Linked DNA regions of Mus musculus: region 1 is linked to region 2. The links are chromatin contacts, found by Hi-C or POLR2A ChIA-PET in ENCODE. All regions are on one chromosome and are shown on one strand. Each heading gives the region's core, a stretch centred on a gene start or an enhancer-like site at or near the end of the contact. The rest is flanking DNA. Distances are from core to core; before and after follow the strand shown.

Region 1 (6,949 bases), core at 217-2,716, 42 kb before region 2:
GGAAGACTAGTGAGTCAATCAGAAATCAAAGCCCTGAACTTCATTTCCAGCTCCTTAGTGGTTTGTTTGGTAGAAATAAAGAGACTGACGATGATTTCACGAATCACACAGTTTATTGCCACACAAAGGGGACTTTTGGCATTTGCTCACACTGAGTAAAGAGGGGGAAACAACATGAGCAAGCCTCACAGGGAACATGGTTCAGAAATGCGGCAGCACAACGGCATAGTGAGTGAGTTTTGAAATCATGAGTTCAGTTGCTCCATCAGAATCGAAGCAGGCCTCTGCTGAAAGTCCAGTGTAATTAAAGACTTGGTGTTCCTTTATAGAACTGGTTCTCAGGAGAAACTGGTTTGACCAATACAACAGAGATCTGTGAGGTGACCTGAGGCCCCTCAGATAAAAAGGATAATATAAGTCAGGCTTAGGGATGAGTTGAAGGTCTGTCACAGTATATGCCTGTGTGTGTATGTCTTCAGAATAGTGCCTAACAATGTATAGCTATGCATTAAGTCCATCACTTAAGTGTCCACTTCTTAGGTTTAAATACATTTTGATATTCAGTAGCTCATATATGAAGAGGTATTTTAAATGTCTTTTGATATTTGGTAACTCGGGTGTGATGTCTCCTCAGCGTTATGGAGAGATCTCCTGTGTTTATTCGGGTCTAGTCAGACTTCACATTCTTCAAAGGAAATACCTTTCAGGTTCGCTGGGGTTGATCTACCAGAGCATCTCAAATCTCAGCTCTACTCAAGATTTTACCGGAGCAGAGTTACCATACTTGCATTTAACTATGTTTAGTGTGTTCAGGATCTTTTAATGGTACACTGAAAGTATCCACCCACTGTGTTGTCGAAGGACTATCTATCAGCCACCATTTACCTCCAAACAAATCCTTTCCCCTTTTTCCCCCCTTTTGATTAATGTAGCACCTTCGTCTTCGTCCAAACAGAGGCACACATAAACTAAGGAGAAGGAAGAAAGGGCTCGAAGGCAACCATTGAGAAAAGAGCAACAAAGAATTTAATATATTACAGAGTTTGTAACAAAAGGCATCTGGACAACTTGACTTAGTGGTTTTTGTTGTTGTTTGCTTGTTTGTTTAAGTGGTTTAGGCAGCCAGGCTTTTGCCGCGTGCCTTGCACAGTCAACTCCACCCTCTGAGAAACTTTACACAACCGCAGTCCCACGCTGGCCGACCCGGAGCGCACAAACTTCCCCAGACTTGGGGACTCTGGCAGCAGGGTTGCACAACTCTCTGCAGCATCTGCAAGCTTCAGCTCGGCCGCCCACAGCCCTGCGGCACAGACCCTGGCGCCTGCGCACTCCTCACGCCCGCGGGCAGGGCCCCACCCCTTCCGTCGCCACGCCCCGGTCACGCCCCTCCAGGTGCGCGTGCGCCGCGGGTCCGCCCCCGCCGCGCTCGGCGGTCTCTCGCGAGCCGCCGCCGTCTCCTCAAAGCTGTGGGCCAGCCTGGAGTGAGTCGCCTCGTTCTGACTCGCGCTCTTCTTCCTCAGTAGCCCGGCCGGGCGGCCATGGCGGCGCGGCGGCGGCCCGCGGCCGGCGTGGGAGCCCGGGACGCACTCGCGGTGCTGGCGCTGGCCTTGTGTACTCCCGGGGTGGGCGGCGGGGCGCTCGAGTGGTACTCGGCCATGGTGAGCATCGAATACGTGGACCCGCAGTCGAACCTGACGGTGTGGAGCGTGTCGGAGAGCGGCCGCTTCGGAGAAAGCTCGCTCCGGGAGGAGAGGCAGGGCCTGGTGGGCGTCCCGCGCGCGCCCGCGCCCGCGGAGGGCTGCGCGCCCGACACGCGCTTCGTGGCGCCCGGCGCCCTCGGCAACGCGCCCTGGGTGGCGCTGGTGGCGCGAGGCGGCTGCACCTTCAAGGACAAGGTGCTGGCGGCGGCGCGGAGGAACGCCTCGGCCGTGGTGGTCTACAACCTGGAGAGCAACGGGAACGCCACCGAGCCCATGTCTCACGCGGGTGAGCAGGCCGGGCGCTGGGCCGCTGGCCGCGGCCGGGGCGAGCCTGGTGGTTCCCCGGGTGGTGTGGAGAGGGAAGTGCGTGCACACGCTGCAGGATCGGAGCTTCACCTCGGGAGGGTGAGAAAGCTGGGAAGGGCCCTCGGCCGGGGAGTAGCAAACACACCGGTGGCAGGTCCTACGGAGTTCAGTAACTCTACAGATTCCCGAACCCGGGTCGCTTCCTAAGGTCGGCTCACGGACTCCCAAAGTTGGTTGAGTGGAGAGTGTGTAGGAGTGGACGGCTGGCGCCGCCAGGCTCGCATTGTCTCTTCACCAACCTAAAGTGGCTACTCGATGTGGTTTCTTCCTCTCGATGAGGCGAATATGAGTGTTTTCAAAACCCTGGATCAAAAAACCTGGGTTTTCTTGCTGTAGTTTCTCTCTCGACGCATGTAGGGTGATCGCACTAGCTCCTGGTTTGGACAGTTTGAATTCAGATGAATTTTTTTTTTTAAACTGTTTTCATTGAAGGAAAGAAAGGCCTTGCTACCTCTGTCAGGAGGCCACCTCTAAACACGCTGTTCCAGGGGACAGACAAGGATGAGTTTGCAAAATGTCATCCTTGGGACAGAGTTCTCTCCGGGGACCCAGAATTTGATTGTGTTTCTCTTGTGCCTTCTAAGATCACATTAGCTTTAGGCATCACACGGTTGACTCATTCTGAATTTCCTGTGATTAGGGTTTTTAAGTTTCTGCTACTAGCTAAGACATCTTTCTTCCTGTACTGCATTTTTGTTCTCGTTCTGTTTTGGTGTGCATGCGACACAGAGCTTATAAAGACAGAAAAGTGACCTTGGGTTTAACCATTTTTTTTAACGCGGTTGGGAATGATGGCCATTTGATGACAAGGAAGTGAGCTACGAGTACAGATCAACTCTTTTTTTCTTGGTTGACTCCAGATTAGGAGAGAAATGGGTATAAATTGCAGAAGCATAGCAGGGTGAAGTAAGAGAAGGTAAGGAACACTTGAAATGGTGTGAAAGTAATCTGCTAGAATGGAGAAATGTCCAGAGAAGTCGGGTCTTTAAGAACTCAAGAGTTTGTTGGCTGTGGACCACGGTGGTGGGTGAGAATAGACCGATGTCCCTGCGGTGGTGTTGACTCAGGCAGTTAGTCCGCTGATTGCAAATCAGCCTAATTGTCACTGTCCACACACCATCTTTCCACAAGGCTCCTGAGAGATCCTAGCATCCCAGATATATGTTCCCAAGTTAAGTTCTGTCAGCGAAGATAGGCCGGTGTGACTCCTCGATGTTGGGTGTGTACATGTGTGGATGCACGCACATCTAATGTAGACCGTTTTCTTTTCAGTGACAAGCTCATTACCCTACAATTTTCTAACTCTACCCTTCTGCATTTTTTGATAATGACATTGACATCCTACCAAGCAGACACCTCTTGTTCTAAACATGGCTCAGCAATCTTTCTTGTTTATATTGTTGACATATAATTTATCTGGACCCAGGAAAACACCTCAATCATGTTGACTAGAATCTTCCTTTGGAGGGACACTTCCTTCCCCATTATTTGCCTTCTTTCTAGTTTTCTTAGGATAATAATAGTTGCCGTTTTTTGTTTTGTTTTATTTAAAGGGAGGATCATTACCTTTTGGAAAGTTCATGAAAGTACCCATGCAAGTGACTGAATCTTCCTGGAGTCCCTTTAAGTTAGATCCCTAAAGAAACATGCAAAAGCCTTTTAAAACTTGGTCCTTTATTACTTGGTGACCTACAGGATGTTTAGCTACATTCCTGCCTTCCCACATTCTAGAAGTTTTCCCCACACTTGTAACAATCAGAAATACCTTGAGATTTTGCCAGAACTACAGGGAGCAACAAAATTATCTAGCATTTTGAACCACTGGCCAAAGGAAAATTAATTTGGTAGCAGTGTGACTGATAAACAGGAAAAACTAGAAATAAAGTTAGACCCTTGATCTTCAGCTGTAGACACTGCAAAGATGGGGAAGTTAGCTCTCATAGAACTTAGTCCATTTGGGTACCAGGTATTGATAATCTGGCACTTGAGAAGAATTAAGATGGGAGAAGCCAGCTTTGACAGACCTTATTTAAATTTGATTGAATATCATTTTTTAGAGCCACTGAGGCTGTTTAGACTTAGATTGGTTTCCTCCGTTTAGTCAAAATGTAGCTGAAGCCTGGAAACCCCACTGATTGAGCTGTTCTTAGTGCTTCTGTGTAACACTGGATTTCTATGAAACAGGTAGAAGTGTGCTTCTAAAATTGAATACTGATAACTTTCCTATGTTGTAGGGAATAGTTTTCCAGTTCTTCTGAAACTCATTGCTTCTCTTACTGGAATCTAGCACTACATAGCTTTAAAATTTTAAGTCATTATTGAAATGGAGGATTTTAAAGAATCAGTACTTTAAGATCACACTCTCAGAACAGCAGTAAGGACTTACTTTCTAACTTTAATACCTTACATTCTAACTTTAGCAGACCCTTTGGGCCAAGCATTGTACCTGCTTGTTGGAAATACCTAAGTGTCTGCCTGTGTTGGGTTTATGGTCTGTCAGTAATGATAAACATAACTTCACAGGCCGGAAAAGTTTATACTGAACTGAACTATAGGCACAGGTGCTTAGAAAGCCTATCGAGCGGCTGGGTGTTGGTACCCAAGATAAGTTGTAGAAATTATCTTGACCAAGATAGGGGAAAGCAGATAAAGGCCAAGTCATTAAGGTCGTAGAGTTGGACTTACTGTAGTTCTTGGAGGTTAATAAGTAACATGCTCCTCCAGCTGAAGTTTTTCGCCATGACGTTTTAGGTATGACATTTTACATCCTTGAATCTTACTTACTATGTGCTAAACAATTGGCAGAAGGTTGGAGAAAGGGCTTGAATTGCATCAAGTCAAAGGGCGTTACAGAGATACAGAAGAGTATCTTAGCCAGCCCATTAATCCGCTTACCTGAATGGTCCTGCAGACATTTAGAAAAAACTGGCAATGGTAAGACCACATTACAAACCTTAAAGATTACTCAGGTCTTTTAAGGCCATTGAAAATGGCCACAATATTGATGGGAAGCATAAGACATAAATTAAAATTTCACTGTGACTAGTTCTAAGAACTAAGTTTTAGAAAAAAAGGAAAAGAAATAACCAACTTTAGAGAAGCCATATATTAAGAGATATTCATTTTGTACCGGAAATGCATATTAAATGTTCTTTGATGCATAGATAATTATTGATTATCTGTAATACCATGCTCTCAAATAATCTACAACTTCACATTTGAATTTAAAATATATCTTGGTGCCATAAGGAGCCAGAAGTGGCATCCTAACAGCCTCATAGAAGATGGGGCCAGCTAAGACAGCTCCCCAGAAAGATCTTGACGGACAGGTTCGGGATATTAGGAAGTCGTGTATATGTGTGGTAGGTGGGCTTAGGACTTGTGTGTAGCAGAGGTAGTGTTACAAAAGACTAAAAGATCTGAAATGAACTCACATGGAAAAGCTGCAAAAGAGTTCTCTCAGCAAGAGTGTTCTGTACTATTTACTCCATTTTTCGGGAGGAGGTAGAGGTAAAGTGTTTGTTGTTTTGTGTTTTTATGTTTACTTGTGATAAATAGCTCATGCTGGTCCTTAACTTTTCTCTTTGTCTCCTTATTAGTTTATTTTTGTGTGATGAGTATTTTGTCTACATGTATGTCAGTGTACCACATGCATGGCTGATGTCTGTGAAGGCTAGATGAGGACCCTTGGAACTGGGGTTATGTCCTGGGAATCATCAGGCCTTCTGCTAAAAAGCAAGTGTTCTTAACCACAGAGCCATTTCTACAAGTCTCTTTTCCCTGAAAGCCTCCAAATTTTTGACAAAACCAAATTATACAAAATATTTATAATTATATAGTGTCCCATTGTGAATTTTATCCTCCTCATCCAACCTAACCCAGCCATCCAAAACTTTCTATTTTGTGTAACAAGACACTTACTTTCCAGATTAATTTCCTCTACCCTAACTCCTCTTGCTGGGTCATTTCAGTTGTAGTCCTGGAAGACAAGCCTGTTTTTCAAATCCACTCATTTATGAAGAAACTTTCCATGGGGTCATCCCTGCTGTATGCCTTCAAAACCTGATAAATTGAACAGGAGGTACTTGTCAGTGAGGAGAGACCTATAAAGAAATTAGACAAGGTGTGTGGAAGAGGCCTGCCCGAGGCTGGGGAGACCAGTGGTTAACTGTGAGTACTGCTTTGCAGAGGCCCCCCGGGTCACGGCCCACGGCCCACCTCCATAACAGATGACTCACAGTACCTGTAATCCAGCTCCAGGAGGTCTGAGTCCTTCCTCTGGCCTCCTTGGACACATCACTTGAATGCATGTGTGTGTATTCAACACACAATTTTAAAAATTGATGACAGTGTCTACAGGTAGAGCAGGAGCCACTGTAGAGGTTAAACTGGGCTTGTGCTACACCTTGGTTTTGTTGAGGATTCTCCAGGGGAAGAGAAGTGGCTAGAATGTGGCAGTTTACTTATAAAAAAACCGTGAAAGTTTAGGAGATTCTTTTACTGGAATTTTAAGATCAATTATTGCTGCTAAATTAGTTTTCTCCACCAGAAATTTAACCTTCTACTTTAAATATTTCAGTAGTTCTTATCTTATTGTCTTCAAGACAATACTAAAGTAGACGTTAAAGCTATTGTACAAGTGTAAATCTTTACCACTGTGTTTGTCTAGTTTTTGACAAGGTAGAAAGGGGAACACAAAAATGTGAGAAGAAAACAGTTAGCATTTTATTTTTGGCATGGGAAAACTTGAAATTCTGTTACTAATTTGGCCTGGTAAAAATACTGTTCGTATCTGTTACTCAAGCAGGTTTATGGTGATCCTATGTGCAGTGACCCTGTGCGCAGACAGAAATAAAACAGAAACTCCCCTCCGGGCCTGTCTG
Region 2 (7,041 bases), core at 4,508-7,007:
CTGAATAAACCGTTTCCTCCCCAACTTGCTTCTTGGTCATGATGTTTGTGCAGGAATAGAAGCCCTGACTAAGACAGATGGGAAAACATTTTTTTTTCCTGTGTCCAAATACATACTTTTTCTTTCTTTTAAAAGTTCATTTATTTTGCTTTGCGTGGTGGCGCACGCCTTTAATCCCAACACTCGGGAGACAGAGGCAGGTGGATTTCTGAGTTCGAGGCCAGCCTGATCTACAAAGTGAGTTCCAGGACAGCCAGGGCTACACAGAGAAACCCTGTCTCGAAAAACCAAAAGAAAAAAAAAAGTTCATTTATTTTGAGGCTAGGTCCCTATGCCCACACTGGCTTCAGGCTCCCTGTCTCATGGAGCCTGGCCTATGACTGCCAAGTCTCAATCTCTTGCCTTCCACGTGCTAGGGTTGCGGGCATACACCATACCCATCCCTCCTAATTCTGTGTCTTTAACTTGTGGATTCAACACTGGACTGCTGCATGATCATCTAAGAGCAAACTGAAACTACAAACAATTGTTATTACATCATTTAAAATATTGGGGGGGGGGGGGCTGGGAAATGGTTCAGTGGTCAGGAGCACCTGCTGCTCTCTAGAGGACCAGGGTTTGGTTCCCAGCACCCACATGGAGGCTCACAACATCTGTACTTCCAGTTCCAGAGGATCTGATGCCTCTTCTGGCATCTGTGAGTACTGCATGCACATGGTACACAGTTATACATGCAGACAAAACACTCACACACATAAAACAAATCTTTTTAAAAATTTGGTTTTTACATGAAAAACTAGGTTGGAGGTAACAGTATCTTCCTACAAGTTCTAACTTGAAAGTGTGCAAATCTAATAAAATCTACAACCGCCTGGCATCTTTGCTCTTCTTCCTCAGGGGATCCATCTAGTTTTAACCTTGGTTAGCAGGAGAGATAACTGTGGTCTACCACTAGACACTGTAGCTAAAGTCTACAACATTCATTCTCTGAACCTCATTTTTTAGAAAACATTAATAACTCCATACACCCTTTAGAGCTGCTGTCCAGCCTGATGCAGCAATGTAGACGATGTGGCCGACTGATGCGTACCTGGAACAGTGCTGCCAACTGAACAGTGCTGCCAACTCATCCTAGCCTACCTCTCTCCGAGACAAACTGAATAGAGTCTAGTCATCATTAGGCCTCTTGTCTCATCAGAGCAAAACTGTCAACAAGGAAAGGTCAGAGCACAGCAGCTGGGATTGTGAAGCCCTCTGATGCTACTTCTGCTGGCTCACATCCACAACTGACTGCTCACTTACTGCTTCCTGGGAAGAACACCCTGTGATAGGCACAGACAGGACACTGTAATAAAAACATACATACATACATACATACATACCTGTGTCTGTTGGGGAGACGACAGGGGGCTTTTGAAGGCTTTCGCCATGATCCGCTTGATCTCCACACCAGTGCTATTCTTCACACACATCGATCTGTCCCACTGGATGGCATGCTCGGGTTCTGTGGGATTTAGCCAGGCCAGTTCATCCTCACAGATGTGGAGAGGGGGTGGTGGGCGGATAAACTCTGGTCGAAAGTGGCCTATAATGAGAGTAACACATGACTGTCGGTGAGCTAACATTTGCACACACCCTATATGCATTTAATGAAGTACAAGGGTACCTTTAACAAGGACATGTGATAAGACATACTTCAAACAGTAATGCTATAAAAATCAGAGTTCCACGCTCAAATGACAACCGAGAACACGTGACCCCCCCCCAACACACACACCATCAGCATGATGCCAATACAAGTCTGTTTTTCAGAAAGAGGAAAACATGAACATGAACTGAGTTTTAATGCAAGCATAGCCACTTAGGCTGAGGATGCAGGTGTCAAATATGCAGATGCAGATGATGATGACGACAAGATAATGATGATGGTTGTTTTCTTAAAATCTCCTTTATGTCCTCAGGTGTCCTGGAATTCACTCTGTAGACCAGGCTACCCTCAAACTCACAGAGATCTGCTTGCCTCTACTTCCCGAGAGTTGGGATTAAAGGTATTTCTCATCGCAGTTAACATATAACTAAAATTTTATGAGTTTTTCCCCCTTAACTTTCTTTTTGTGGACCCTAGGACACCTCAGAATACTAAACAGAGTTCTTGGGGCTATCCCCACAATTCAAGGTTGATGTGTAAGTTATCAATTATTGACACACTAAAGTAAACTAGTTAGTACTTCTGAACTAACATCATACTTCATTTGGTTGCTCCACAGCTGAAAAGCCCAGAAAGAAAGGCTAAAGCCTCAACAATCACAACCACACAGCTTGCCCCCAGTGGCTTATTATGTTCTTGTATAAACACTTGCACCCTAACTCCAGTGACCCACAGTGCTATGCCCAAATGACCACTCTCAAGAAAGACAACGTATACTTTATATCTCAGTACTTAACAAGACAGACACCCAGCTGTCTATCCAGCTGTGGGCTCCACCTGCCTGCTAAGCCCCACAAAAGCCCAGGAGATGAAAACTTAGTAATTTCCACTAAACTGGGACACACGAGCTCCCACTCCTCTCCGCTGCCTCTGGTGTACAGCAGGAAGTTCTCTCTGTCCTGAGAGCAGATCTTACCCAGTCCATCACTAGCCTTCCAGAGAGCACTTCCCACAGAGGACAGAGGTGGGTGGCTGGATTATGGATCCTACTCTCAGCCGAGGATGACCAGGACTCTAAGGTCATCCTCAGCTACACAGGAAATTTCTAGACTACTCTGCGCTACATGAGACTATCTCATTAAAACAAACACAGTCATTTTGGTAAAACCTGAATTTTTATCTGCAGGCATGTGTGTGTGTGTGTGTGGGGGGGTGTACATCAAATAAGCAATAAACATCCTAGTGTATAACTAGCTGGTGTCTGTGTCTGCTATATTCTAGACAGCAAGGCAGTTAGTCTGTCATCAGGTACTGTAAGAAACGTAGAATTCCCGAGTGCTGCTAGAGTACAACCCTGAGAACATGAACTAAGCCCCATATACCTACTTTCAATAGGTGGCTTTGGGCCACTGACTAAAGACTCTGTGATCCGAGAGGCAACTGAGCTGTCAAATCCAGAGTTGGACGAGTCCGGGTCTGGGTCACTGAGGATGCTTGGGAAGCTGGCTTTGCTCTGGGTTGGCAGCTCAGACTGACGCTCTGGAACAGATTCAGACAAGAAGCATTCAAAGCATTTAAGCTAGACCTTGTAATGCCAGCACCTGGAAGGCGGAGACGAGAGTCAAGAACCCAAGGCCAGCCTGGGGGGCAGGGGGAGGGGCAGGGTGGCACAGAACATTTTAAAATTGAGAACATCGTGAACAGATCAGGAGTTCAAAGTAAATATCTTTAATCCCTATAAACCAAACAATAATAATATTAAAATAACTCCAAAAGAGAACATGGAGTGAGGTGGATGGCAGGGAGGGAGGTGCGGGGCAGAGACCAGGCTGGGTGTCAATCAGAAGCACAGAATAAGGAAACAGAAAAGAGAGTGGAGGAGGTGCTGGGGTACAAGGGTGTGATCTGGGATGGGGACTGGAGCGGGCCTGGCCTGGGGCTGCGTGCCTGAGTACTCAGAGTCAGCCAGTAAGAGCTCAGTTAGAGGCCAGCATGCTCTACCCAGCTCTTCCAGGACAGCCAAGGCTACACAAAGAAACCTGGTCTCAAAACAAACAAACAAAAGAGGGGGTGGCAGACAGGGAGACAGGGAAAGGACAGGGCAGGGCAGGATGGGAGAGGATCAAACAAAAACAGCAGAAATGTAAATTTAAAAGAAAAAACTTGTTGATTTTAAGCAGGGGATCTCAAGAACCGACAAGAATGTCCCAATCACTGGCCCTCCCTCACCTGCCAGGGCTAACTGAAGGCCGCTAATGTCCACAGACTGTCCCATGTTTCCAACGTCCATCAAGGCAATCTGGCGAGGTGTCTTTTTGAACAGTTCCCTTGGGGGTGCCAGCATGAGCTGGGAGAGGAAAAACTTTTCTGGTGGAGTTATAGGAGGCAGGAACCCTGCAAATAAGAATGCATGCCGGTTTCTCGCCAATGGGTACTGGTAAAGTTTTAAAATTTAACTTTAAAAGTTAACTGGAAACTTTGCTACTTGCCACGTGGAGCTATTCTTATGATCTAAATGTAACTGAGTTCCAGCTGATTGAATATTCACACTTAGTACACATAGTAATCCATAAACAAATATATCGCTTGAGATTCTGTGATCTATGGAAATGTCAATGAAACGTAAGGTTTTAATAGCTGTTGAGAACTTTTTGTTATCAAATACTTAGATTCCTACAAATTTAAACATACTTTAAAAATTATATATATATGTATATGTGTGTGTATATCTATATCTCTATCTCTATCTCTATATCTATATATATGTACATATGTACATGTATGTCAGCCTGTGAGTGGTACAGCTGTCCCAGAGTCCTGGACGAGGCTCATGGTATAGAGGAAGTGACCCTGGGTTCCATCCACAGCACCAAATTTAGGGGCGCATCCTCAGGTGTAATCTATGCCTGATCTTAGCAATGCTGCAAAAGCAAACATTCCACAATACTGCCCAGGACACATGCATCTTTGAATGGTTAATTAGAAACGACTTCATCCTCTCCTCACGCGACATTACAGCTAACCAAGGAGTTGGCTGCAAAGACTTTAGATATTGTGGTGATGTGGACTTCAACCTCAGGTTCTTAATACCGACTTCTTTACTCGGAGGCTTAAAAAGGGGGTAAACTCAGTGCCATTGGCTGTAACTTCGCATACCTCAGGACCTTACAATCAAGAATGAACCGTATCTGGCATACTAAAATATGTCCAGCCCGTTTGTGGGCTTGTACGATGTGTTGGCTTTTTCGATTGGGAGGGATCATCTGGAGTGTAGTGAATTTGAAAAAAAAAAAAAACCAAAAAAACAAAACTTGCAACTTCTATCTCTCCCCTATTTTAGGGAAAGAAAGTATGGAAAAGGAGGGAGGGTCGATCCCCTCCAAGGAGGCTGAATGTCCCTAGCTGACGACCCCCCTCCCACCCCCACCCCAGAACAGCTGGCTGCGCCCGCACGGCTGGCTGCGGGACGTACCTGAGAGCGGGGGCCGGTCGGGCTCCTGGCCGCCGCGGGCGGGCGGCGCCGGGTTGAGCAGGTGCGCGAAGCTGGCCGCGAACGGGTTGGCGGCGAGCGGCTCGGTGCGGTACATCTCCCAGAGCAGGTAGAGCGCCGTGAGGCGCTGCGCCGCGCTAGGCAGCAGGTCCGGCTGCTGCAGCAGCATCACCAGCACCGAGCCCAGGCGGAAGTGGTCGGCCTTGCTGAAGTAGTGGTGGAAGGCGGTGGACAGGCCCTCGAAGGTGCTGCCGCCGCCCGCCTCCTCCGAGATGATGCTCAGCAGGCTCGAGAGCTCCTTCGGGGTCAGGCTCATCCTGCCCGCGGGGCCTCCAATCCCTGGCCCAGGGCCGCCTGCTCCGCCTCGGCCTCCGCTCGAGCCCGCCGGGCCGCTCCGGAACGCCGCTGCCTCCCGCGCCCCTCTGGGATCCGCTGAGGAGAGAAGCCGGCCAGACGCCGTGCTCGCCCCGCCGCCGGGCATCAACCTCGCCCGCCTACCCCGCTTCCCGGCCGAGAGGCCCAAGGCGCCGACTCGCTGCGTCCTCCCGCGGCCGTAAAGCGCACCCTTCCGCGACAGCGTCGCAAACAAAAACAGTGCCTAAGTCAGACGAGCGGAACGGAGACACAGGGCCGACAGACCGACGACGCTGGCCGAGCGGAGGTTCCGGAGACGCGAGTGGGCGGGGCGCCGTGTCCGGAAGGGGGCGGGGCGCCGTGGAGGGCGGGGCCGCGTGGTCTCTGAGCTGTCCGAGTGGTCCTTCCCTGCCTGAGTGATGTAGAGACCGCCGTTAATTGCCCTTAAAGCCCTCAGAAGCGATCCTTGGGTGACAGGGTGGCGCCAAACCTGCCCAGTCAATATTGCCTAAGTTATAATTTGGAAACTAGGTCTTAGATGCTAACTGGTCTGATAGAGCATCCTTGACGGCTCATTTCTTGTAAATACCAATGAAAACAGGATTCTCAGAAACAGTTTAAATTTCGAGCCTTGCTCGTATTCTCAGAGATGGGGTCGTACCGCACATAAACGTTTGGTTATGTGAACAAAAATCTAGGCGAGGCCGGCACCAGGGAGGCAGAGGCAGACGAACCCCTGTGAGTTCGAGGCCAGCCTGGTCTAAAAAGAAAGAAAAAAAAAAATCTGAGAAAACTGTCTCGAGAAATATTCGTTTACAAAATCGTTTGCAGTGCTTCTTTTTCCTTAGCCTGCCCTAGGGCACTTTTTCTGGACGCCTTGGCTGAACACTGGAAAACCCTGGAAATTTCTTTACATACCAGCCTCCTGGACCTGGTCCCCTGTGATCTGTTTCAAAGGCACCGCTGCCCGCTCCCCACCCCTATGCTCCGGTGGTGACTAGTATCCACTCTAGAGTTACAGAAACCGAGCGACTGTCATCAGCGTCACCTGCTAGCTACCCTGTGCTAAAACTCTTCGGCAGCTGAAAGTTTTCTATTTACCGCTGAAGTTCTCAAGGAAATCTTCAGGAACAGGTGATGGGTATGGCGCATATTTTAAAGGCCTCTTTAGTTTACTGTTAAACCTGTGGAGGGGTTCTGCCAATGAACATTGCAATCAGCAGAAAATATAGCTTGCCAAACGGGGCAAATGATTCAAATTACCTCTTCTACTACTACTACTACTACTACTACTACTACTACTACTACTACTACTAATTAGTCAACTATGTTCTCTTTGAGCCTTTTTACATTGGATGCTCTATGACAACTAATCATACTAAAACCCACTCATGCTAGTTATTGTCATAACTTATTGTTAGTTGATAACTTAAATGTTAGTACAGTATGGGTGTTTCGAGATGTTTTAAGGTATTTGAGCACAGCACGTTACCCGCCAATAGAGCTGATTTCCACTAAGATTAATACCAAGAGCGTCTTCCCTGTTTCC

Evidence for each region. A loop is a pair of places that touch in the nucleus more often than their neighbours do. ChIA-PET counts read pairs that join two places held with the same protein, here RNA polymerase II (POLR2A).
Region 1: a loop to region 2 is called in a map of heart, with 7 times the contacts of the local background. The contact joins the promoter of Rnf149 here to the promoter of Cnot11 in region 2. A Hi-C loop is called at or near these places in 8 of 37 maps with a recorded cell type or tissue (T-helper 17 cell, T-helper 2 cell, heart and 1 more). POLR2A ChIA-PET finds 5 or more read pairs at or near these places in 4 of 5 experiments (Patski and embryonic stem cell).

Annotation. Positions count from the first base shown.
Region 1 is chr1:39,571,864-39,578,812 of GRCm38, reverse strand. Rnf149 (ring finger protein 149) reads left to right here and starts at 1,466. Exons shown (of 7, transcript NM_001033135.3): 1 at 1,466-1,986. The coding sequence starts at 1,539. It overlaps LOC115485772 (a small nucleolar RNA gene), which reads left to right and starts at 4,938; the gene lies at 4,938-5,067.
Region 2 is chr1:39,534,417-39,541,457 of GRCm38, reverse strand. Cnot11 (CCR4-NOT transcription complex, subunit 11) reads right to left here and starts at 5,757. Exons shown (of 7, transcript NM_028043.3): 1 at 5,121-5,757; 2 at 3,878-4,042; 3 at 3,035-3,187; 4 at 1,383-1,585. The coding sequence starts at 5,619.